Regions from separate parts of the Mus musculus genome. Here regions 2 and 3 are each linked to region 1. A link is a loop called in an ENCODE intact Hi-C map of the cell type or tissue named here. Cell type or tissue: left cerebral cortex. All regions are shown on one strand.

Region 1 (8,000 bases):
AGGAATCTTACTATTTCTCCATTAAGAAATGAATAAAGTAATTAGGTGTGAAGGGACGGGGCTGGGGCAGCAGAGGCAGAAATTCTCTATTTAAGTGTTGCTATATTTAGATTTTTTTTTCCTGGTTCCGGGAATCAAACCCAAGGCCTCAGGCAAACTCAGCACGCACCCAATCACTGAGCCAAACCTCCAGCTCCATACTTAGAAATGTTAAACCGTGTAACCACCTACTCAGGATGGGGGGTGGGGGGGGGTGGGGAGGAGCAGAAATAACTTTCAGGTATAAAATCAATTCCATGTAGAGTAAGAAGCAAAGGTTATATATTTCTATAAGAAATGATTCAAGTGCATTCTGAGGAATTCTCAGGGAGGAAAAAAACAAACAGTTTTTTGTTGTTGTTGCTTATTGACAGACGGCAGCAAACCCAGTCCCTCACACACGTTTGGCAAGCGCTCCACGACGACCTGCACCCTGGCCCTTAGAATACACATGTACTAGTCCTGTGTCATATCTGCATTATATTTAAAATATATAGGATATGCAAGAATCCTGGTTTCTCCTAAAGACATAAACTTTATTCCTACTCCTGACCCCAAGCCAGACACACATAGTGTGTGTCTATGGATTTCTCACAGGGCCACTGCTGGCCTGAGAGACTCCAGAAACTGGGGACCACTTCCTCAAGAACTGTACACATGTGCATCCATACGCAAGGATCCAGGCGGTCCAAGGCGTTCCGAGTGTGGGTGGTTACTATGTAGTTCCACCTGGCCTGCAACTGCTATGTAGGCCAGGCTAGCCCTGTACTCACAGAGATCTGCCTGCCTCTGCCTCCTGGATGACTGCTGAGCTGTACAACCCCAAGGAGGACAGTTCTACAAGCTACTGCCTCAGGCAACAGAGCTAGCTAGTCCACCAAGGCTGGAGAGCAGAGGTTCTTCCGATAAGCTGAGAATTCTGAGCCCACGAGAGGATACACAGTGGCCATACAAACAGCCTGCTCTCAAGCGGCCGCACACATTGTCCACAGAGCAGCCTAGTGCTTGTGGATAATGGGAGTCTGCACAAAAGCATGTGCTAAAAGGATAATCCATCTACTAAGAACACACTGGAAAGAAACTACATTAGTGGCCTCTGAGAGCCCGGGAGGTCACACGGAGAATACTGTGGTCAATTAAACAGAGACATCCTATGTCTTAGTTTGCTCTCTATTGCTGTGATAAACAGCATGCCAAAAGCAACTTGGGGAGGAAGGGGTTTATTTTAGCGTACAACTCTAAAGCCATAGTCCGCCACTGAGAGAAGTCAGGGCAGGAAATGAAGCATGGGCCATTGAGAAATGCTATTTACCGGTTTGACTGGCCTGGTTTATTATATAGCTCAGTACCACGGTCCAGAGGTGGCACTGCCCAAAGTGAGCATATCACATCAATTATCAATTAAGAAAATGCAACAAATAGTTAAAATATAAAAGAAAATCCCCCCACAGATTGCCTATAGATCAGTCTGAATGAGGTGGTTTCTCCATCGAGATCCCTCTTAGGAAATAAGTCCAAGTTTGTGTTGAGCTGGCAAAAACCAATACACCCTACATACATGCAGATGCCACAAAGATACATGCTCAGACACACACACTACACACACACACACACACACACACTCACCCACACACACACACACACACACACACACACACACTCACCCACCCACCACTCAACCATACAATGTCAGATACTCATACAACAATGTATTTACCACATACACAGCTACTTGGAAATACCTACACATAGCACAGGCATAGAAAAACACCCACAGCAAAAACATATATACACAGTGCACACACATACACTCATAGCACATAGACATTCAAACACAGCACACAGGTATAAACATACATAGAAAGATACAGCACACACACATGTACATTCAGACAGGCACACACAGCACACACCATGCACACACACAGTCTCACACACTCACAAGCACAAGCTTGTCTACACCAAGATCTACTCACATATGCCTTTGGGTAAGTTGCTTCACTTTGTCAAGCCTGCTTTTCCCTTTGTAAAGTGGGCAGCCTTGTCCCAGCCAGATGAACGGCAAATGATGACTGCTAAGGTTCCAAGCCCTGAACAAACTGTGGCTCTTTTACCACAACCTTAGTTCTCACAGGAGATAACTAAGGGCTTATGTGTCACCTGGGGCTTATGTGGGGTTCTGCAAGTGGATCCCTTGAATGGAGCCCTATGCCTTCTCTAGGAGTCAGAATGGATGCCCGAGGGGCTTTCTCAGCAGAGTGTGGCAGGGAGGGGCCTGGGGCTGGAGAAATAAAGGCTTGGCCCTTGGGTGGTACAGCCAGGGTTGAGAGCATCTGACCTCAGGTCCACACTCCTCTTTGCCTCCAGCAACAAGCCCCTCTACACTCAACCAGGGAAAGAGGACCACTGGACCAAGTCCTTGTTGATACACAGCCTGAGACATGCCAGGACAGGTATGTGAACACGAGCATACTGTGAGCTGAGATTCCTTGGTGGGGAAAGCCACAGCTCACCTGTGTGAAGACCCTGCAAAGCTGACTGATGAGAACGTCCATGCTTGTGGAGAGTTGGAATGTTGCAGATGATGAGAAAGAGAGATGCTCTTGGATCCACTTAGCCCCCTGAACAGTACTCCTGGACCATCTCTGTGTGTGACTTAGCATTGTTTTTAACTACCAGATGCCATTGTCTATGGAATGCACTAACAAATCCTAGCTACCACCAACCCAAAAGCTAAGAATTTAACCGGTTGTCAGGCAATACCTGATGCCTTTAACACAAATGTCTTTGCTCTGCTGTAACCCGCCTACCTCATGTTCCCACCAATGTACTTTAAGAGTGTCTTAGCGTATGACTTTTTTTATTCCATGTCATTAAATACTTGGGAACCAAAATCCTACCATGTTAGAACATGATATTTAGGGAAACCTGAATTGTGTTTCTGAGCTATAATCACTCAGATTTGACTTCAGAATAAACTATCTCCTTCATTCTTTGAAGCAAGAATTCTTTTCATCAATAATATACAGGCAGTCAGACACACACTACACATCTAGGCACACCCGGACATGTCTCTCTCTCTCTCTCTCTCTCTCTCTCTCTCTCTCTCTCTCTCTCTCACACACACACACACACACACACACACACACACACCCTTCCAGGTAAACATAGTCCACACACAAGCAGCCCCTTCCTGGTGTGCCTTTAGCAGGGGACTTTTCCTGGTTCACACACACCTGTGCTGGCTCTGCCAGCTACAAGGTCAGCTAATGCCTCTGTGGACATTGTGTGTTACTTAGGAACAGACTCTCTGCCCAGGTGCCATGTGCTCTTTGAGTTCCCAGACTTCTCTGTGTGCCCAGGGTTCTCTGTGGTAGATTCCCTGTCTGAGGACCCTGTGCCCCTGGCCTTTCCCAGGGACAAGTCTGGGTATCCTGTACAAGTTCAGGTCACCAGATCATTCAAGTTCCAGCCCATATGAGCATCCTTACTAATGCCCTTCAGAGAATCTTCCAGCATCCTGGCTTGCCCTCCTTGCTTCCTTGTCTATGGTTTAGAGATGATGGAAAACCAAAATGAGTGTGGAGAGTTCTTATGGCCCTATGAACTCTAGGTCTCAGCTCGGCTGTCACCTCAGCTACCCCTCTGGGAGTGCATGCCCCTGTCCTTCAACTGCACATGCCCCAGTGAGGCAGACTCACGATGGCAGCTTAATTCCTCAGTAGAGACTGGACTGAGCACTTTATTATCAACTATTGAAATTATCGTGACAGCCATTTGAATCACCATGGTGATCGGCAGTTTTCAAATGGGAAAAAGGAGACACAGAGAGTGAGTGACTTTTGGAGGTCTGCCCAGCTGCTAAGCAACGGAACCAGGGTCCAATTCAGGCAGGTGCCTCGAGAGCAGACAACGAAAGAAAGGCATGATGGGAGCTTTGGAGGTTCAAGGTAAACAAAAATCAAGGAAGAGGTGAACAGCCAGGCAAAGTCGAAGATAAAACAAGAAAAAAAAAAAAAAAAAAAAAAAAAAAAGCAGATGCCTGTGACCAAAGCCCAGGGAAGAAGCCAGTGGGAAACAGAGAAAAATCGCCACTTCCTGGGGACATTACAGAGAGAGAGAGAGGATGCAAGGAAAGGCACCAGTGAAGCCCCTCTGCTTCAGGGCAAAAGCTCCTATTCACAGCTCTCCACACACCCTACCCCAAGATGGCAGCAGAGAGCAGCGAGAACAAAGGGAGCCGCAGACAGTGTTGGATGTCCCTTTACTAGGACAGTCAGTTTGCTAGCATCCACTTGTCTCCATAAATTATGCCCATTAAATAAAATGTTTGCGTTATCTACATTCTTTATTATTTTATGGATCGGCTCCATGAAAGAGTATCTTCCTTTAGCTTTAAGTATCCCTCTCTGCCAACTTCCAAATTCATTTCACTCTCCTATCATCTCTGGTCATGACTCCCAACCTGCTGAGTAAGCAAAGCTTTGTGATAGCACTGTTGAGAGAGTTCCCTTCCTCTTCTATGAATGAGGTGATGTGATGTTCAGAAAATGCTCTCATTTGGTAGATTCTCAGCAATAAAGAGGGGCAGACGACCTTAAATGAGATCTGATCCCAGCTAGTCTGTCCCACTCTGCTTGGGCAAACCTGAGAATTTTAAGCCACAAGTCAAGAGTGCTAATTTGCTTCCAATTGGGTTAATAACTAGTTATTTACTGGTCATAGAAACGTTTGGAGCCGATTGAGGTTGGCCTGACATAAATAGCCATCTAAAATGCCCTTGAGATGCCCTGGTTAAATGTAGCCTGAGGCTCATGCTTGCTGATCTTAGATTTCTATTAGAAGAGGAGAAAGAGGAGGAGGAGAAAGAGGAAGAGGAGGGAGAAGAGGAATTTGTTGTTGTTGTTGTTGTTGTTTTATTCTGAACACTCCTGCATCTATGATAGGGTCATGTCTTGATAAACTTGTAGCAAACTGAAAATACCACAGGCTGCAAATGTACCAAGTGTAGCTAACTTACTGAACATCATAACAAACACACTGCTCAGCTCAGTACCCTCTGCAGTGATGAGCAGGTAACTGGGAGAGCAGATTCCTGCCACTGTCCAGCATGCCTAGAAAAGCCAGGATTTCCATGTTTATGTAGGAACTAACATTGGCTTCTTCTAAATGTCTATCTCCTTCACATCAGAGGGAAGTTAAAAAGTCACTACATAGAACCTTGATAGTAAGAAATTCTGGTTTTGGTTTCTTAATTTTTAAGTTTTCATTGCTTACCTGTGTTATACAGGGCCATTAACTATAATTTACTTGCAAACATATATAAACACCAAGAAGCATGTGTTGCAACAGACCTGAGACATAAGTCATCCCACCACAATGTAATCGGTGTTTTTGTTGTTATTGTTATTTGTACACTCCATAATAACCTTTCAAACAGATGGGGGAATGGTATCTCTTGGTTCTGAGTTGCATTTCTCCACTGATTAGTGATGTCGATCCCTCTTCCTCCTCCTCCTCCTCCTCCTCCTCCTCCTCCTTCTCTTTCTTCTCCTCCTCCTCTTCATGTTTTTGGTTTTTTGAGATTATAACATAATTACATCATTTCTCCTTTCTCACCTACAAACCCTCTCTTATACCTCCCCCATTCTCTTTAAAGTCATGAGTCCTTTTCTGTAACAATTGCTACATGTGTATGTTCCTAAATACATAAACACAACCTGATCCATCTGTATGATGTTACTTGTGAATACACACACACACACACACAAACACACACACACACACACACACACACACACACACACACATATATATGCTTCATTACTGACTGTTTTGTTATCAGAGAGCCAACTGGTGTGCTCTTCCCTGGGGAAGACTACTTTCCCAGCATTCCTCAGTTGCCTGTGGTTGAGGCCTTGTGGGCTTCCCCATTCACATCAACATCTCTATTGTTGTCCTTGTTCCGGTTTGTTTAGGAAGCCACGTTGGTGGTGAGACTTTATGGGTGTGGTTCTGATACTTGCAGCAGACAGTCTCCCAGCAAACTCCCTGTTCCTTTGGCTCTCACAATCTTTCAGTCCTCCTGTTTTTCAATGATTCCCTAAGTCTTAGATACAGGAGTTATGTTGTAATGTATCAGTTGGGAATGGGCTGTATGACTCTACATTTTGATTGATTGTGGCTTTCTATAATAGTTTCTGTCTATTGCAAAGAGAAGTTTCATCATGAGAGGTGATAACTACACTTGTCTGTGGACATTGGACAGATGGCTTAGTAAAGGGACAGTTGTGGGTTCTCCTCCAAGATCCCTGATTTTATTAGCCCTGGGCACTTGGCTAGGTTTCCAGTGCCCGGCACAATCTTTATCATGAGTATCATAAAGGGTCTGAATGTGTGATCTCAGCATCCAGAACAACCAGTTGTTCAGTAAGAGCCTGGACTACATAAAACATTTCAAGACTCGCCTGGGTTATGTTGCAAGAACTTGCCTCAAAAACAAACAAACAAACAAACAAACAAACAAAAAACCCCAAGAGTCAGCACATGTGTATCAGTGGCAGAGAACTTGCCCGGCATGCACAAGGCACTGGGTTCCATACTAGGTGCTTAGAAACAGAGAAAAGAAAGTACTAGAAGAACACATTATTATGATATATCATAATGTATTACTATGTACATATACACATACATACATATGTGTATACATACATACATACATACATACATACATGCAACTAGAAAGAGCCAGGGATTCAGAGGAGTTAACACAGGGGCTTATTAGATATCTCAGATATCAGCAATAGACGAATGGCAGGCTGGTTTTCCACAGTGGTGCACACACTGTAATTGGTCAGGCAAAGATAAGCCTGACTTTTAATTTCGGTCTTTCAGCAAAAAAAGAATTAATTGAAGAATGCTATGGGGGACCAAACTTCCAGCTCACTGCCATGTGTCTGGGGAAGCACAAATCACAGAGGCACAGAATGGGATGAACAAAGAAGATGTTCTGAGCCAGGGTCTAAGAGGTCGGTGGGCTCCTTAGGGAAACCTGTTGGGAGTCAAATGCCCCATCTTGAGCCTGTAGTTTATAAATTCTGAATTCATCTATTGAGCCCCAAAATAAATATCTGAGTGTAGCCTCCCCTCACAACATCTGAGCATATGTTCCATGTCTCAGTTTGGAGGTACACAGGAATGACCCTAGTGAGTGACCCTCAAAGAGTGAGAGAATAAACAAATCATAGCATTTAGTGTGGTGCTGTAATTTGGTTGAGTATTTATTCCTCAAAGGTCCCTGTGTTAAAGGCGTGGTCCCTAAGTGGTACCACTAGGATCTTGAAGACGCTAGAGGAAGAGCTTTAGGTCCATCAGGATTACGCTACCCTCAAACAGGGCCATGAGACCTACCTGTGTCCCCTCTCACTGCCTCATGAAGACATGGCATGTCCTACCACGATATATTCATAAGTAGCGAGTGTCGAGTATTGCACTATAGTGACACAAAACTATACAGGTGGGACATGGAGGAAACCAAAGAAAGAGGAAGCCCAGAGGAGGAAGGGCGATTCTCAGTGGAGTTGGCCTCAGTGAAATCCTGATAGTTTAATAAAAACTTAAAGTTGAGGGCAGTGACTATAGCTATGTCAAGAGAGAAGGTTCTACACTCGGCGTACAGGAAGGAGGGGTGTGTCTGGGGTTTGATGATAAGGGGAGTCAGGTGGAGTATGGCAGGGAGAGAGATGGTGACATATTGAATGGACTGACTGTTGGAATGTGGTGATGGGGATATTTGGAGAGTTTCCAACATAGAAATGACCAATTTGGAATGAACTTGGAAAAGGACTTTGTTCCTCACAAAAATCACACTGAGAAACAGCATTGTGCAGCTTCTGTAGCGTGGCTCACAACTGCCCACGCCCGGGTAAAAATCCAGGCCAATGGAAAACTGCCTGAGGCTA
Region 2 (8,000 bases), 200 kb after region 1:
TGTCACCAGTTATGGGCAAGGGACACATCACATTTCAAAGGGAGCGACAGAGTAAAATGTGGGTGGTAGACTCCCATTTTTCTATTCTAGAAAGAAAAGGAAGCATTTCACGTGTAAGCATTCTGATATACTTGTGACTGTGAAGTTTGTAGAGGGATATTAAACACCACTGGTGATGTCAGCTACCGATCGACAGAGCACTGATGGAGAAGAGAATCCATGTTTGTACATTTCCTGGGTTTTAGTTATGGCAACAGTTACATACTGCTTTAGGAATATTTTTAGAATTCTAGCAGCATCGCTCTTAAAGGGAACACAAAGACTGAGCTGCTTTGCCAGCAGCGGCTGTGCAGGTGACTTCAGTGTCCTGGCACTGGCAAGATTAGTCGCCTCAACTCAAAGGCAACGTGTCAAGACCCCACCCAGCTCAGTGCTCTTGTATAGTCAGTCACTGCAGAAATGTGCCAGAGGTTCATGCGTAGGGAGGCGACCCATCTCCTAACATGCCAGACAGTATAGCCTAGGACAGGGAACTCTACAAGGTGCTCCTCAGAATCAAAGCGCCATGTAGATTTTGCTCATCACTGACCTCTGGCCACAGCTTCTTCACCTCACCAGCCTCCAGCTTTGCCAAGCTCCCCTCCTACAGTTTAGAGCTAGAATGTCCCCTAAAGACCCATGTGGTAAAGACTTAGTTCCACATGGCATTTCTAGAAGGAGGTGGAGCCTAAGGGGGAGTCTTGAGTGACCTACAAGGGAACAGTGGGGCTCAGCCTCTTCCTCTTCCTTTCTCCTTTTGGCTATCTGGTTCAAAGTAAGCAGCATATACACTCCTACCACAATGTACTGCCCTGCCACAGGTCTGCCTGAGGCCAGGGACTGAAACCTCCACGTGGCAATTCTGTGAGTATACACAGACACACATATATACATATACACACCTATACACAGAGACACATACACACACATTCACACACATACAAACACATACACATATACAGATGGATATAAAAGTATACACACATATATACACAGACACATGTATATATATATATATATATATATATATATATACATATATATATATACACACACACACATATATATATACACATATATATATACAGACACACATATATACACACATTCACACATATACACATAGACAGACACAAACATGTACATACACATAGATATACATACACAAACACACATATATATACACATACATACATACACCTATATTCCCACATTCTTACACATATACACAGAGACAGACACGTATAAATACACCTACACATATAGTCACACAGACACACACAAGCACATACAGTACACACATGCACACATCTTACACACATATACACATGCACATAGACACACATATATGCACAGGCATTCATACACACACATACAAACATACATATACATACATACATATACATGAATACCCACATATATAAACATCTTACACAAATACACATATACACACAGAGAGACAGGCACACACACACACAGAACTTTTTAAGTTTTCTTAATGTCCCCAGCGTAATGTGTCTTCAAATTTCTTGACCCTTCACCTTTCAGGCATGGTTAGGGTTTTCCTAAGGAACAGAGGGTGTGGCTGCCTTGCCAAGGCAATTTCTTCACCAGCAGGCTCTCGTCCACCCTCTGCCACATGGACAGTTAAGCATCATCTTCAGTTAGGCACCTGGTGTTTCTAAAGTGAGAGCAGCTAAGTTCAAAGCCACATCCTGGCTCAGTGACCTTGGGGAAGTTACTGATTTCATCTTTATTCTTCTCAGATCACTCACCACAAGTTGCCAGGACTGCTTGAGGAGCAGCCCCTGAAAGAGGCTGGTGTGGCATTCCCCTGGCTAAGACAAGTGAGATGCCTGATGGAAACTCAGGGAGGGAATCAATTGGCCAAGGCCGAGTACCGGGAGGTACAGTCCACTAGGCTGCCAGTGAGCGGGCTATCGTCCATATAAAAGGGACTATCAGGTCCAGTACATAGTAAGTGCTCAATAAAGAAAAGAATTGTTTTTCTTCATATTACTTTTTCCTAAATACAAGAACTGTTGATATAACAATTCTTCACCAGGTCTAAACCACAAATGATCAAGAAGTTTGAGGCAGCAATTAAGTACCCAGTATCCTTTCAGAGGGTTCATATAGCAGAGTCCAGCACTAAGCCTAGTGTGAGTTTCCATAAAAACCTACCATCTTGGTCACCTATCTTAAAGACCTTTCAAGGTAGTTAGAGCAAATATATCCATTACCTTGGGAGACTGATCTCAAGAACCTCCAACAGCGGAGGTTCAAATCCCTTCTATGTCTTACAATTTGCATATAACCCACACACGGTTTCTTGTATGCCTGAAAATCATCTCTAGGCTGCCTAGAATAACTAATGCAATATAAATACCATGCAAATGGTTGCTATATTCTATCATTTGGGTATGAACTGACCAGGAAAATGTTGTGCATGTGTCTGTACAGATACAGGGCTTTCTGGATACTTTAGGTGTCTGGTTGATTGGATCCTTGGCTACAGAAGCCGCCGATGCTAAGGGCAGGCTGTATACGGAAGGCAAAGAGCCCGTGTTACTCACTCACGATCACATCAACATGCGAACCTGTCCCAACTGGAACTAAGCATTCTTTCTGCGGGGCAGAGACAACGTGTGAAAATTGCTATACGCTGTATTGAAAGGATTTAAAGGCTGGAGATGTAACTCAGTCTAGCACATGCCTAGTATGTATGGAGAGATTCCATCCCCAGCATAGAAAAAAATAAATTTCAAAACACTTGTAGCTGATTCAATTCTGAAGGTTAAAAAGAAGCCTGTGGGAAGACAGAGGGAGGGACAGAGGGAAGGAGGGAAAATGTGTAAGCATTTTATGCTGGGTTCATGCTATTCTCCAGAGCCCAGAGAAATGGAAGCCCACAGCCTAACGCCAGGACAGGACTCAGAACTGTGGGAAACTAGAATTAATCACCTATAGATGTTGAAGACAACAGCATTTGACATACAAGCCGAATTACTGTTTTTCATATGTAACTTAACTCCTGAAACAAAATGTAGGGGATGTGTATTTTGTATGTGTTTTTCTACTGTCTCTAATTAATGTTTTACTTTTGAGGCTATATATATGTATGTATGTATGTATATATATATATATATATATATGAAGAAAAGATATATTTCCATATATATATAAAATCTCTCTCTCTCTCTCTCTCTCTCTCTCTCTCTCTCTCTCTCTCTCTCTCTCTGTGTGTGTGTGTGTGTGTGTGTGTGTGTGTGTGTGTGTGTGTGTGTGTATAAAATCAGTTCTCTTAGAACACCCTAGGGAATCCAGCTAAGGCTCAGAGGAGGTGGGGGAGGCTCCGGAAAGAGCCAGGAATCCTTGCTAATTCACCAGCCTGCCACCTGTAGGCTGGTTCCAGCAGGCTGAAACTCAGTACCCACTAGACAGACATGAAAACAACGCATATTAAGTAATGCTAAAAACCGAGCAACAGATGTGTGGAGACTATATATAGGGGCGGGTTTGGACCACGGCTCCCTGGAGGCTGCCTCCCACCTCCTCTCATCGATCTGAACACTGGGAGCTGTGACCACACGTTCTGCCTTCCTATTCTGCTCTCCCAGATGAGTCCCCACCCCTGTCTGAAATAAGCTTTGAAAATTAATACCCCCATTTGGATGAACAGCCACACCTGTATCGATCCTTGTTTCCAGGGTAGTTTGGCTAAGATCTCATTTTAAACCAGACAAGGAACTTGCCAGAACAAAGGCCATTCCAAACTAAATAAATAAATAAAAGCCATGCAGGACTGGACTTTTTTTTTTTTTTTTTAATTACAAAAGTTAAGAACAAACGACGAGCATTGATTGCCAAGGCTTGTTTTGGGTCTTCGTAAGCGGAATTTAAACGCAGAAGGTTCACTGTAATGTATTTGTGCACCACTGACCAAATGTAGTTACAGATGTCAAGAGTTCTCGAAACAAGTGCCCATCGTTATAAATACCCGTGCCACATTTATCCCTATTCCCATATGTCCATGCTTTATTAATACAGAATATAAGCAACTTTCACCAAAACAATACAAAATACCAAAAAAAAAAAAAAAAGAAAGAAAGAAAGAAAGAAAGAAAGAAAGAAAGAAAAGAAAAGAAAAGAAAAGAAAAGAAAAGAAAATCATCTCGAACCAATGGCTTCTTTAATAAATGTTTGCTGGAGGAAACATTTGAGGGTCAAGAACCCGAAAATCAATCTGGATTTTAAATAGCACGCTCCTGACTCCGGATCTCCAGCAGGTCCAGCCAGACCGTCCTGGGCTTAAGGGGAAACAAGATGTCCCTGCGTCCGGGAGGTGCCAGAGCGGGGACCAGTCGGTCCTCTCCAGACTGACCCACAGCCCTGCGCGCCCCCGGCGAGAACCGCAGCGAAGGGAGCCGTGCACAGCGGGTACTGCACCGGGCTCGGGCGCCCCCGTGCCGCCTTGGTCACAGTCGCCCGCTGCCCGGGTCGGTCATCGGCGGCGAGTGGGGATCCGGGCAGTTGTCCCAGGCAGGCACCAGCCACCGACTGCTACCCACCAGGTGGCGAAGGGAGGGCGCCTGGCTGTTTTCCCCTCAGAAAAGTAACTCCGGGCGCAACGCTTTGGAGCGGCAGCGCGACGCGCGGCGGTCCCCGGAGTTCCCCGGCCCGGACTTGGAAACTGCTAGCCGAGCCGCAGCTGCCAGACCCGGGCGTCCGCTCCCCCACTCGGCGCCGGCCGCGTCCCCCGCCACTGCAGCTCCGGGTCCCAGCCCGCGCCGCCGCCGCAGACACTCACCGAGAAGCCGGCCCAGAAAGGGCAGGAGTGGCGCACGCGGGCGGAGGTGGTGAGAGCCAGCGCCGCGAAGCTCACGGCCACGATGAGGCATCCGAGCGCCATCTGCGTGGCCCCGAGAGCCAGCACGATGCGGGAACGGCCCGGGCACTCGCGCAGGCGGGACAGGCTGCGGGGCAGCGCGTGCGGACGCGGTGTGCGGGGGCCGCCGGCCGGAGGCATCTCGTCCCGCAAGCTCTCTCCGCGCTGCGCTCCTCTCACCGAGGCGCCGGGGCAAGTTGCGCTGGCTGCGGGGACCGCCTCCCCGCGGGCAGCAGCAGAGGCTGCGGCGCGCGGCCGACGCGAGCGGCTCGGGCCGGGCGGAGAGCCGGGCGCCCGCAGCCCGCACCGGTGCCCGCGCCCATGCCACCGCCGCTGCGCAGGGCCCGCCGGCCGCGCTGCGCCCTCTCCCGCTCGCCCGCCCGTCCGCGCGCTCCCCTGGCCGAGCGCGGGCGCGAGCCGCCGTGCCGGGCGCGAGCCGCCGCGGGCTTCGGGAGCGAGCCTAGCCGCTGTGCGCCGGGGCCCGGGAGGGAACCGAAGCCGAAGGGGGGGACAAGGCAGGGAGCAGGAGAGGTCGCGGGTGTGTCCTCCGCGTTGGTGCCTCCTCCTGGGCCGAGTCGGATACTGGGGAGAGGACGGACGGAGCCTGGACACCGGCAAGGACAGAGGACTCCGAGAGGACCCTTTGGCCAAGGCGTGGGAGCGGGGTTGTGGGACCTGAGGCTCTGAAAGGGCTTGGATGTCGATTTCCTGCGCTGAGCCCCAGGCGTGGCGACCTCCAGTTAATAAGCCTAGCCGCCTTCGTGCAGAATCACCCTAGAAGCCACCTAGGACACCCCTGGGGCAAGCAGCTGCCTTCTATCCACTTCTCCTTTGCGGGGCGTTTTATAAAACAAGTCCCAAGTTTAGCCTTTAAAACAGTATACAAGAGCAAATGTAAATGGAGGTTGTATTAAACAGCCTATACTCCCTCTTGCCCCCAGATTTAATGATTGGCTTCCTTGAAATTGCAAGGAAACCTGGAAATTCGGTTGTCCCAATGCCTTTTGTGGTCCTGTTGATGGGACAACTTTAAGCCTATCAGTGTTGAATGGAGTCTGCAGGGTCGGAAGTATGAAGGACTGGCCGAAAAGGAAAGTTGCAAAAGATGAAATTCAAAGGTCATTCTTCCATGACCTCTTGGCAGGACTTATGGAGTCCTCCATCCCTGTCTGCCTCCTCCCCCTCAACCCCCGCCCCATTGGATTGGAAATACCGAACAGTGTCCTCCCGAAAATATCTCAATTGCTGGTGCTTGAAATTTCAGCGTTAGAGATATTGATTCCTTTGGGGCTTGACGAGCCCCTATTAAAATGCAAATTCCCCTTGAAGGGGCAATAGCTCAGCCTTTATCAGCCAACACCTTACCAGGGATGGGATTTATTTTCCAATTTAACTGGATGGCCAAGGGATGAAGAGAGAGAGGGTGGGAATCCCAGGATAAAGTGGATGACCTCCAAATATTGGCCCGTGGCCAACTGCTGTCGTCTCTCCCAGTTCTTTATAAAATGAAATAAGCCTCTGGCCAGGTGTTTAGAGCGCCCTAGTACAAATTCCAATTTCCTGGAGGTATTTTCTATCTAGAAGTTCTCAGGAAGCATTTTTGTCAGTGCTTGAAACAATATCAAAGCGTGATACTCGACTGCCCTCACCTCCCTCGCCCATTCAGGCATTCTTCTGAAAACCGGCTCAGACTAGGGGGTCTAAGCAGAAGCCACCCATTTAAGGCTCTTAGAGGTAAGTACCTCAGCAAACAAAAACCAGACAGAAGCCTTGCCTCTAAGACATCAAAAGAGAGATAATCGGCATTACAAATGAGCAAATTACTTAGCTTATCCACATTGTATACTAGTCAAAATTATGTTTAAAAGTCCACTGTTTGGCAGGGAGAAGGTCTGAGACAAGTAAAAGCAGGCAGGCCCCCCGGGGGGGGGGGCGCTTTTTGGTCTCCGGGGGACTTTGTCAGCACACAGATAATTGCTCCAAAGTCAGTTGCATCTGGGTTCAGTGGGATAGAAAATACTGCTACACCTGCCGCCCCGGCGATTGGAAAGGAGCTTTCTGACCACACTGTAATCCAGAAGATATTGCTATCAGCATGGCAAGAGAGGGTGACAGGGAAGGGTGGGAGTGGTTCCAGAGGCGAACAAGAATTCTATTTGGAACTAGGTTCCATGATACATTCTGTCAAAGAAACTGGCTGCAATCTGCCATGTCTCAAGACCTTGAATAATGTTGAGCTGAAAAATATGGAACTAGTTTGTTTGGAAGACGAAGGTTTAAGACAGTAAAGCATTCAGACCAGTTGTAAGAAAGCTACTGTAATTATGAAAGAGACAATGACTGAAGAGAATCCTCCTGCACTGAATTAGGATACTTGGAGAGATGTCCTTAAGGTGGTAAGGGAAGACCCCATACATCTAAAACTCTACTTTGTGAAGATTCAAATTCATTTAAAGAAGAAAGCCTGTGCTAAAGGGTTCACTGTTCAAAGATGTGTCTGGGGACACATTTCCCATAGCTTAGCTATGGTCTAAAGCACCTGTGGTCTCAGGGTACCAACTTGAGTCTCAAGCTGGCAACAGAGCTTTGCACCATCATTCACATAGAACTGCTTTGGGAGGTGTGGAAGATTGGAGGATTATGGAGTCCCATTCTACTGCTTCAGTGATCAGCTGGGGACAGGATTGGGGTCCTTGCAAGAAGACCCTATGAGACCTTCTGGGTGATGTCAAGTTAAGTCAAAGTTGTAATTGGAACCCCAGGATATTGCAGATGCCAAAGAACATCCAATGGTGAAAGCTATAGTCATAGAGTTGGAGTAGAGCCAGCCTAAGAGAGGCTATGTGTGGTGCACATAAAAAGGTTGGGCAAGTGGGGCTAACTTAGGCCTTTGGAGCACAGCCAATTTCATCAAAAGCCAAACATGGAGTTACAGGATTTGTTGTTTTCCCTGCTGGATTTTGATCTTCCTTCGGTCCAAGCATTCCTCTGTTATACTCCTGTTCTTCCATGCTGAATGAGAATGTATATCTGTGCTAATTGCATGTCGGGAAGATGTTATTTTTTTTTTTTT
Region 3 (8,000 bases), 330 kb after region 1:
ATGCCCCATCTGCTACACCTTACAACGGCAGTGGGCTCAAACGTACACACAGTGTCCGGTGCCTAACTCCAGACCTTCAACACAGCCCTGGCAGCCTGCACAGGGAAGGAGATCCTCCGGGTCCAGCTGTTGTACAGTAATGGGCTCTTTGTGGACCACAGTAGGGATGCCTGAGGCCGCTATGTAAGGGCAGAGTCACCTGTGGTGGCCATAAGGCATTGGAAAGTCTTGATGAGAGTTGAGCCCTCCTTTCTCAGGAGATATCCAGGGTTATTCCAGCTCCAAGTTCAACCACAGCAGCAAGAGAGATGATGGTGTAACCTCTTGTCATCACTGGGATGGTTTCTGCTACGGCACAGTGTGGTCTATAAACGTAGCCAGATTTCAGAGTCCTCACAGTGGCCTCTGAGAAGCCTCCCCTATCCACAGTAGCTATCCATAAATGCCAAGCAGTGTTCATCACTGAAGAAGATTGTTTCTTCCCCTCCCCACCCCCAGGGCCACAAATAGTCCCGTGCACAGTGACACAGGGATAGGGACTTCAGTGTAGTAACACAGATGCAGGCAATCAAGGAGGTGACACAGGTGCAGAGGCCGAGGAACCGTGGCTCAGGGCCAGTGACACAGGTGTACCTCAGACCCCCGAGCAGCTTTGGTTGATTGCTGGAACTCACCTTCTCTGGTGACTGCCCTCTTAGAGTGGGGGGAGAGGCAAACTGGATATGAATACCCTGCAGTTACCTCAAGCCTCTCACTAGGTTCCAGGGCATCTGGGGACCCGGGCCAGGACGCTAGTGCCCTCCCAATCAGCAGCATCTGTTACAGCTGTTGTTGGCTCAAGACATTAAAGAAACCAAGGGTCGTCAAGGAAACCACTCAGAGATTTAAGGGTCTACCTAGAAGCTCAGTATCATTGCAGTTGTCTCCAGGAGCACCCTCAAAATCTCTTCTTAATGTCTGTTGTGAAAGCAAGCAAGGCCCCTTCGCGGCCATGTTTTCTGGCTTGGCTCTTTAACCTCTGAAGTCTGTGTTTCCCCGTTAATTTGACAGCTCGGGATATCGATTTCTAAAAATCAGCTCAACTGCCCATGGCTGTGTTTCCTGACTTAGCAGGCAGAAGAGGGAACGCCCACTCTTGAGCACTGACGGGCAGCCTCTGTGTGGAAGACAGGCAGGAAGCGCAGACAGCTGGGACATGGCGTAGACACAGAGGCATACAGAGGCCTAGGGTTACCGTCATAGATCAGCTGTTGGGAGCAATTAGGGAAGGCTTCCTAGAGGAAGTGAGACTTGAGCCCTGAAATCAGTCCCCAGCTAGAGAAGATGGGAACCCAGAGGAGAGGGTGCTACTGGGGAACACAGACAAGACCTGGTGGGGACTGATGTCGTTGACCTAGGTGGGAGAAAAAGAGGGATGGAGGGAACCTGATTCATCCTTTCATTCCCTGGAGCCTGCTCTTTACATGTGGAAGCCCCGAAGAAGGAAGCAGAGGGCCACCTTACCTTCAGAACTGTGTGCTCGGAGGGGTGAGACCCAGAGTGGGGACATCCACAGTTGTGCTGCCTGTAGATGAAGACCTGGTCCCCAAGGCCCCAGTGATGGAAACAACTATGAGTGAAAGACCATACTGGGGGTCCACTGGGCTCCAACATCTGTGAGAGACAGATGGGGGGGCTAAGCACCGTCCCAGCACCCTTCCAGGTCAGCATGTGTGGTACTAAAGTTGAGGTTCCCCTGTGGTTTAGAGCAAGCCCATGGTCAGGAGTGACCTTCCTAACCCAGTGACCCCTGGGTGGCGAATCCTCAGGAAGAGGGAGAAATGGAAGCACGCAGAGAAGCGTGCTGGCAGCAGTGTGTCCAGGCGGGTCCCTTCCATGGAGCAGAGTGAAGGGTGGAGTTGAACCTTACACCACACACTTCCTGTGGCCTTTGTGTGTTAGATCCTCCTGTAGGGCAGAAGGGTCTGAGCAGGCTGTGCTGTGTGCCGATGGTGTTGGAGCATCATGGTGACCACCTGACCCACCCTGCTCTGCAAGGCCAAGCACTGTAACTCACAGACCTTGGTCTTCTAATCAAGCTAGCCAAGAGCTCCAAATACAGTGATGGCCCAAGATAGTTCATTACTGAATCCAGTCACTTGCTTCTCTCCTCAGAAAGCCTCATGGAGAGTGGCAGAAGGAAGGATAGAAGGTGAGGAGAAGACAGAGGAGGGAGGGGGAGAGAAGGGCGTGAACAGATGAAGACTCGGAGCTCTGAGACCCTGGCAGTTCAGTGTGCCTCTGTCCCCACAGCACCCTGCTCCCCTGCCCCCAAAGAATTGGGTGGCAATCTTCACGGTACAGTTAGTAGGAATAAGGAAAGACATGTCCTTCATAGAATGTCATGACCATCACTCCTCTCACGAAACAAGGACAATAAAAGGAAAACAAGGTTAACTTGGTTGGTCTTTTGTAACATGGAATTGAGGTGGGAAAGACCCAGGATGGACTAACTGCTCATTTTTATGCTAAGGTTGGGGGCAGCCTGGGCGACCATGTAGATGCAAGGTTGGAAACAAGCCACTTACAGGTTGTGATCTAATATAACAGAGAGAGGGGGGACCCAGAAAGACCTGTGTGGCAGTTACTTTACTGTCACTGTGCTAAAGTGCTATATCCAATGCAATTTATAGAGGAAATAGTTTCTTTAGGCTTACCATCCCAGTGGGTAAGAGTCCATCACCATCATGGCTGGGAGGCACAGCAGGAGGCAGAAGCAGGGACAGGAGCTCTCAGTTCCCATCTTGAAGGCAGAGCAAGCAAACTGGAAGTAGGGAGATACCTTAAGTTTTCAAAGCCAGTCCCCAGTGACAGACTTCCTCCATCAAGGCTGTGCCTCCTAACCCCAGCAACCAAGTGTTCAAAGGCTTAAGGCTATACAGGGCATTCCTCATCCAAACCAGCACAGCATGTCTTGACTCTTCTGAGTTGCGTTTTTACAAATCACGGCGGCCATGTTACTTGACAGGAACAGCCTGAAGGAAAGCGGTTTACTTCACTCACAGTGTTAAGAGTTCTGTCGGTGGCTGCTTGGCCCCATGTGCCTGGGTGGAGCTCATGGGGCACAAGTGGAGGGCACTGTTTCCCTCATGGTGAGCATAAAGGAAAGGGAGAGAAGGGGAGAGTAGATACCCAGGAATCACCTACCTCAAACTTTTAATGTTTCCAGCCATCTTAAAATAGTACTACCATCTGAGGCTCAAATGGTCAACACATGAGGGGATTTCACATAGTCTGTAATAGTGACCTCTCTCAGGGTCATTCCTCTCTAAGAATGGGCAGGATCCTTCTGGAATGGGGCTAGAGGCGGGTCTTATGACCATCAATCAAATAGCATAACCCAGGGGGATTGCTTTCTGACAATTCTCACAAAGAAAGGTGTGATAACAGCAGGAGTTTGCCTTGAGGTATGGGCTTGAACTCAGGAACTAGCATGCTCTTGGCTTCGGCATGAGCTACCCTCCCAGCTCCAGGGGGCCATGCTCGGGCTTTGTAGTTGGCTCCTTGGAAAGGGGTTGCCTCAGGAAAGAGACATTCTAGTTTCTAGCTCATCTCAAAAGACAATGCCCATCAGGAGACAGAACGTGAGCCTTTGAAGTCTTCATTTGGAGACACCATCTTCCTAGCCCCAGTAATACCAGGCTTCTGGAAGAAGGCGCCAGAGCTGTCAAGCAGGGAAGCAGGGTTTGGCTTTTCTCCTCTTCCTGCTAGTGGCCGCTTGCAGACGGGGAGCAGCTGCCATCTGTACAGAATCCATCATCCTGCCGCCCTGGGGAAGATGGAGGATTTTAGCGTAGGATGTAGCGCAGCGGTGCGATTCAAACTGCAGGAAGGTGACAAGAATGATGATGTCGTTGAAAGGCTCATCTAGGAAACTGATGAGATGGCGTGGTGCTGAAGCCTCACCCCCAGAGATGATGCTGCAGTTTTACAGTGGCAAGGTCTGCCCGGGCCCGCTCTCCCCTCCCGGATACCTGACTTGGGTAGCTTGCTCTGAGGCTGCCTTTTAAAAAATAGACTGAGTGATGTGAGCAGAAAGAGAATCTCCCGGCAAGTAAGCCACCCTTGGAGAATGAGCCACGTGGACAGAATTCTCAGCTCTCCTCAGGCCCTTCATGTCTTCTCAAAATCGCTTGTCTTAAAAGGGCTGCCAACCAAAGAGCAAGCATGGGCTGGACCTAGGCCCATATGTACATATGTAGCACATGAGCAACTTGGTCCCCAACAACAGGAAAGGGGGCTCTCCCTGAACCTATTGCCTGCCTGCCTGTGGATCCCATTGCCCTAAATGGTCTAGCCTCAGTGCCTAGTCTTGCAGTAGACCTGATGTTCTGAGGATGGGGGCTGGGGCAGGGGGTGATACTAGAAGGAGGCTCCCCTTCTCAAAGGAAAAGGAAAGAGAGGAATAGGGAGAGGTTCTGCATGAGGGGGTACTGGGAGGAGACAGGGAGCTGATATTAGGATGTAAAATGAATAGATAAAATATTAATTTTTTCTTTTTTTAAATTTTTATTGACTTTTTTATTAGACATTTTCTTTATTTACATTTCAAATTTATCCCCTTTCCTGGTTTCCCCTCTGAAAACCCCCTATCCCATCCCCCCTTACCTTGCTCAACAACCCACCCACTCCTGCTTCCTGGTCCTAGCATTCCCTTATACTGGGGCATCAAGCCTTCACAGGACCAAGGGCCTCTCCTCCCATTGATGTCCGACAAGGCCATCCTCTGCCACATATGCAGCTGTAGCCATGGCTGCAACTCTTTGGTTGGTGGTTTAGTCCCTGGGAGCTCTGGGGGTACTGGTTGGTTCATATTGTTGTTCCTCCTATGGGGCTGAAAACCCTTTCAGCTCCTTGGGTCCTTTCTCTAGCTCCTCTATTGGGGACAGCTCAGTTAATTAATTTTTTTAAAGGCTGCCAATCACACTCTGGGTCATTCCAAAATTGGCCCACTTGGGCCTGAAGCCCGGTATTTAATCTCAGGTTCATAATGAGGAGGGAAAGAACCTTGGAGCCTCCCTAACAAAGGCACACAGGAGATGCCGCTACCGAGTGACCATTAGACAATGGCCCGAAATCCAGAGTTTTGACTCTAAGAACCTACATATCATTGTTTGCACACAAAAGTCAAAAACAGGTTTTAATTTTTTTTAAATAGGTTTCAATTTTTTTTTTTAATTCAGAGGCTGGAAAACGGTAGGATGCCTGTGGTCTCGGGGGGAGGTGGGGCTTAATCAAAGTGTAGCAAATTAGGGAGTCATGTCTTGGAGCCTCTGTGCTCATGGACACAGGGCCTGGCTTCCCTCTGGGGTTGTTAGTCACTTTCATGGTGACTGTGACAGACTTGGAACATGGCTCGCACTCTTGGCCATTCAGATTCTCTGGCACCCATAGCACAGGGCTTTGAGCTTCCTAGAGGGGCAACAGCTGCAGGCATCTGTACTAGCTGGCAGTCTGTCCAGGCAGGCTGGTGGGTGTGACTCACAGTAGGCTGAACCTTCATTGGCACATCCTTGCCAGTTTCCCCAGTTAGCCAAGGGTTACCAGGGCTCGGGGCAGCCACACTGATTGCTTCTTCTGCAACTCTCTGCCCCAGCCACTACTGGATGGGATGACATGGTGTAAACGTATCAGACTAATGTGCTTCTTGCTCATTGCCGTCTCCCTCCCAGGTATGGGTGGGGAGAGGGGTGGGGGTTGCTGAGGAGGGAGCATCAGGGGCCTGTGGGAGGCCTGGGCCCTGTCAGAGGCATGCTCATCAACACAGCATTGGCTGCTGGGTAGTTGACAGAATATCATAAACAAACCAAGAGCAGGCAATCCCCACAACCACCTGACACAATCACCCACAGCTTGAGCAAAACTGTGGCAAGCCTGAGATTATGATTTGGCTATACAAACATCAGCGCTACAGACTAGCCAGAAACTCAACCAGAGGGATAGGGAATGGGAGCCCTAGGCCTTGGTACACTTAGGACGTTCCCTACATCCCCTTTGTCTAGAAACACAGATGGCCAGGGTAAGGCAGCGCACTCAGGAAGGCAGGCTGCTTCTCTGGTTGAGTGTGAGGAGTTGTGCCTGCACTGGGGTGGGGGGTGGGGGGCGTGTCCTCTAGACCACACACAAGTCCAGGCAGAGCAGTGGGAGCCCAGGGGGCTGTAAGACCTTTTTAGTGTATGGCTCCATCGTTGGCTGAGCATATCGCTGATCCTGAGGCACCCAATGGACAAAACAGACAAGGCCAGACCTCCGTGGCAAGCACCAAGATTCAGAGACTGTAGGGTTTGTTCGGTAGCATCAAGTGAATAAATTTAGCAACAATCCCCACATACTGTGTATGTAAGAGAAAGAGGGGGTGGAGGAGAGAATTCGGAGTTGCTACAATATTATATCTTAAGTGTTCCGTTTTCAAAAATTGGAGATATACAAGTAAAATGGGACCCCCACTTTGCAGGCTGGGGTAGCAGCCAGCAGATGGTGGGCTCTGATGCTGCCTTTTAGACAAAGACTTCAAAGCAGCCATTGTAAGTATGTTCAAAGACCTAAGGGAAATCATGGCTAGGGAGCTAAAGAAAGGTTATAACAACAATAGCACAGAATCCAGCCTAGCAACAAATAGAAATGGTGTGTGTGTGTGTGTGTGTGTGTGTGTGTGTGTGTGTTTACTAGAAGGTTCAACAGCACGGACTTGGCATAAAAACTAAAAAATAGATGAATAAAAACCATCCAGTCCAAGCCACATGCACTACTGGTACTCAGGAGACTAAAGAGGGAGGATCTAGGACCATGGGTTCAACTCTAGCCTAGTCTGCACAGCAGGATATCTGTCTAAAAATAAAAGGAAGAAAGATTGTATTATGGCAGATTCAGGTGAGAGAAGAAAGGAGGAAAGAGATGAAACTGAATAAAAATAGAATCAAGAAAGAGAGAACCCCCACACACACACTGAGAGAGAGAGAGAGAGAGAGAGAGAGAGAGAGAGAGAGAGAGAGAGGCACTAATTTACACATCAGCGAAGCACAACGAACTCTAAGTAGAATAAACATGAGATCCATACCTAGACGCAAGCATAGTCAAACATCTGCGAGACCAAGACAAATCTCTATACAGCAGCAAACCTCGGCAAAAGCAAGCAAAGAACCATTGGCTTTGCTGCTGCAGCAGCAGCGGAGGAGGGGCCCGGAAGCTGAGAGATGAGAGGTGCTGAAGGAAAGCCTAGTGGAGCCTTCTCTGTGGAGGCGAAGCAGAGAAACATTCGGGAGCAAAGCGGAAGAAGGTTCACCTCAAGTAAATCCTTCCAAACTACCCTAAAGGGAGTCCTTTGGCCAACACCAAGCGACACGAGAGGTGACTGAAATCCACGTGAGGGGCGGGGGAGGTGCCTCCACAGGCGATGCTGCCACATGCTGACAACCAGAGTTTGGCTCCTCAGAACTCAAGCGAAAACTGGACAGAGCGGTACAAGCGTCTGTGGCCGCAGCTCACCCATGGGCGATGAAAGGCAGAGACAGGGAGATCTCCAAAAGCTCGAAGACCCACTGGTCTCCCAGGACTAGCACCGAAAACTGACAGCTGACCTCCTCACATGAGCTCGGTAATGAACACACAGAAATATCATACCTATGTACACACACGTGCACGCAAATACACACACAGAGTACAGCTTCTCTATCTCATGCATTTAGTGAGAATCCAAGGTTGACTGGAGTGAGCATTCATACTGATTAATACACACACACACACACACACACACACACACATATGTATATACATGTGTTTGTGTGTGTGTATTAAAAAAATGTTAAAAGTAAACAAGTTTATTTATGTATTTGAGGTAGGGTTTTGCTCTCTAGCCCAACCTGCTCTAACAACTACTCCTCAGCCTCCTGAGTGCTTGGTTTACAGTCATGTGCCATCATGCCTGGCAAAATGAGGGGATTAAAAAAATTACACTAGGAAAT

Evidence for each region. Peaks named below come from ENCODE experiments on the same cell type or tissue, not always from the same donor. Only the 100,000 strongest peaks of a DNase experiment are listed, where the experiment ranks them.
Region 2: it touches region 1 in a loop (2.1-fold over the local background); 6 of 42 quality-filtered maps call a loop at or near these places.
Region 3: a loop joins it to region 1, with 2.5 times the contacts of the local background. A loop is called at or near these places in 2 of 42 quality-filtered maps.

Annotation. Positions count from the first base shown.
Region 1 is chr7:64,946,392-64,954,391 of GRCm38, forward strand. The region is part of intron 2 of Fam189a1 (family with sequence similarity 189, member A1); the gene reads right to left. Among named protein-coding and RNA genes, the nearest start is that of Nsmce3, 77 kb to the left of the region's middle. In left cerebral cortex, a CTCF peak has its summit at 4,256 (motif pointing right); DNase peaks (open chromatin) are centred at 4,253 and 7,959.
Region 2 is chr7:65,151,256-65,159,255 of GRCm38, forward strand. Fam189a1 (family with sequence similarity 189, member A1) reads right to left here and starts at 5,273. Exons shown (of 10, transcript NM_183087.4): 1 at 4,850-5,273. The coding sequence starts at 5,068. In left cerebral cortex, CTCF peaks have their summits at 3,458 and 4,500; DNase peaks (open chromatin) are centred at 253, 2,768, 3,503, 4,518 and 2 more places; H3K4me3 peaks cover 2,557 bases; H3K27ac peaks cover 1,874 bases.
Region 3 is chr7:65,275,628-65,283,627 of GRCm38, forward strand. No RefSeq gene overlaps it. Among named protein-coding and RNA genes, the nearest start is that of 1810049I09Rik, 66 kb to the left of the region's middle. In left cerebral cortex, no CTCF peak of the experiment used is centred here; DNase peaks (open chromatin) are centred at 3,829, 6,398 and 7,280; H3K27ac peaks cover 494 bases.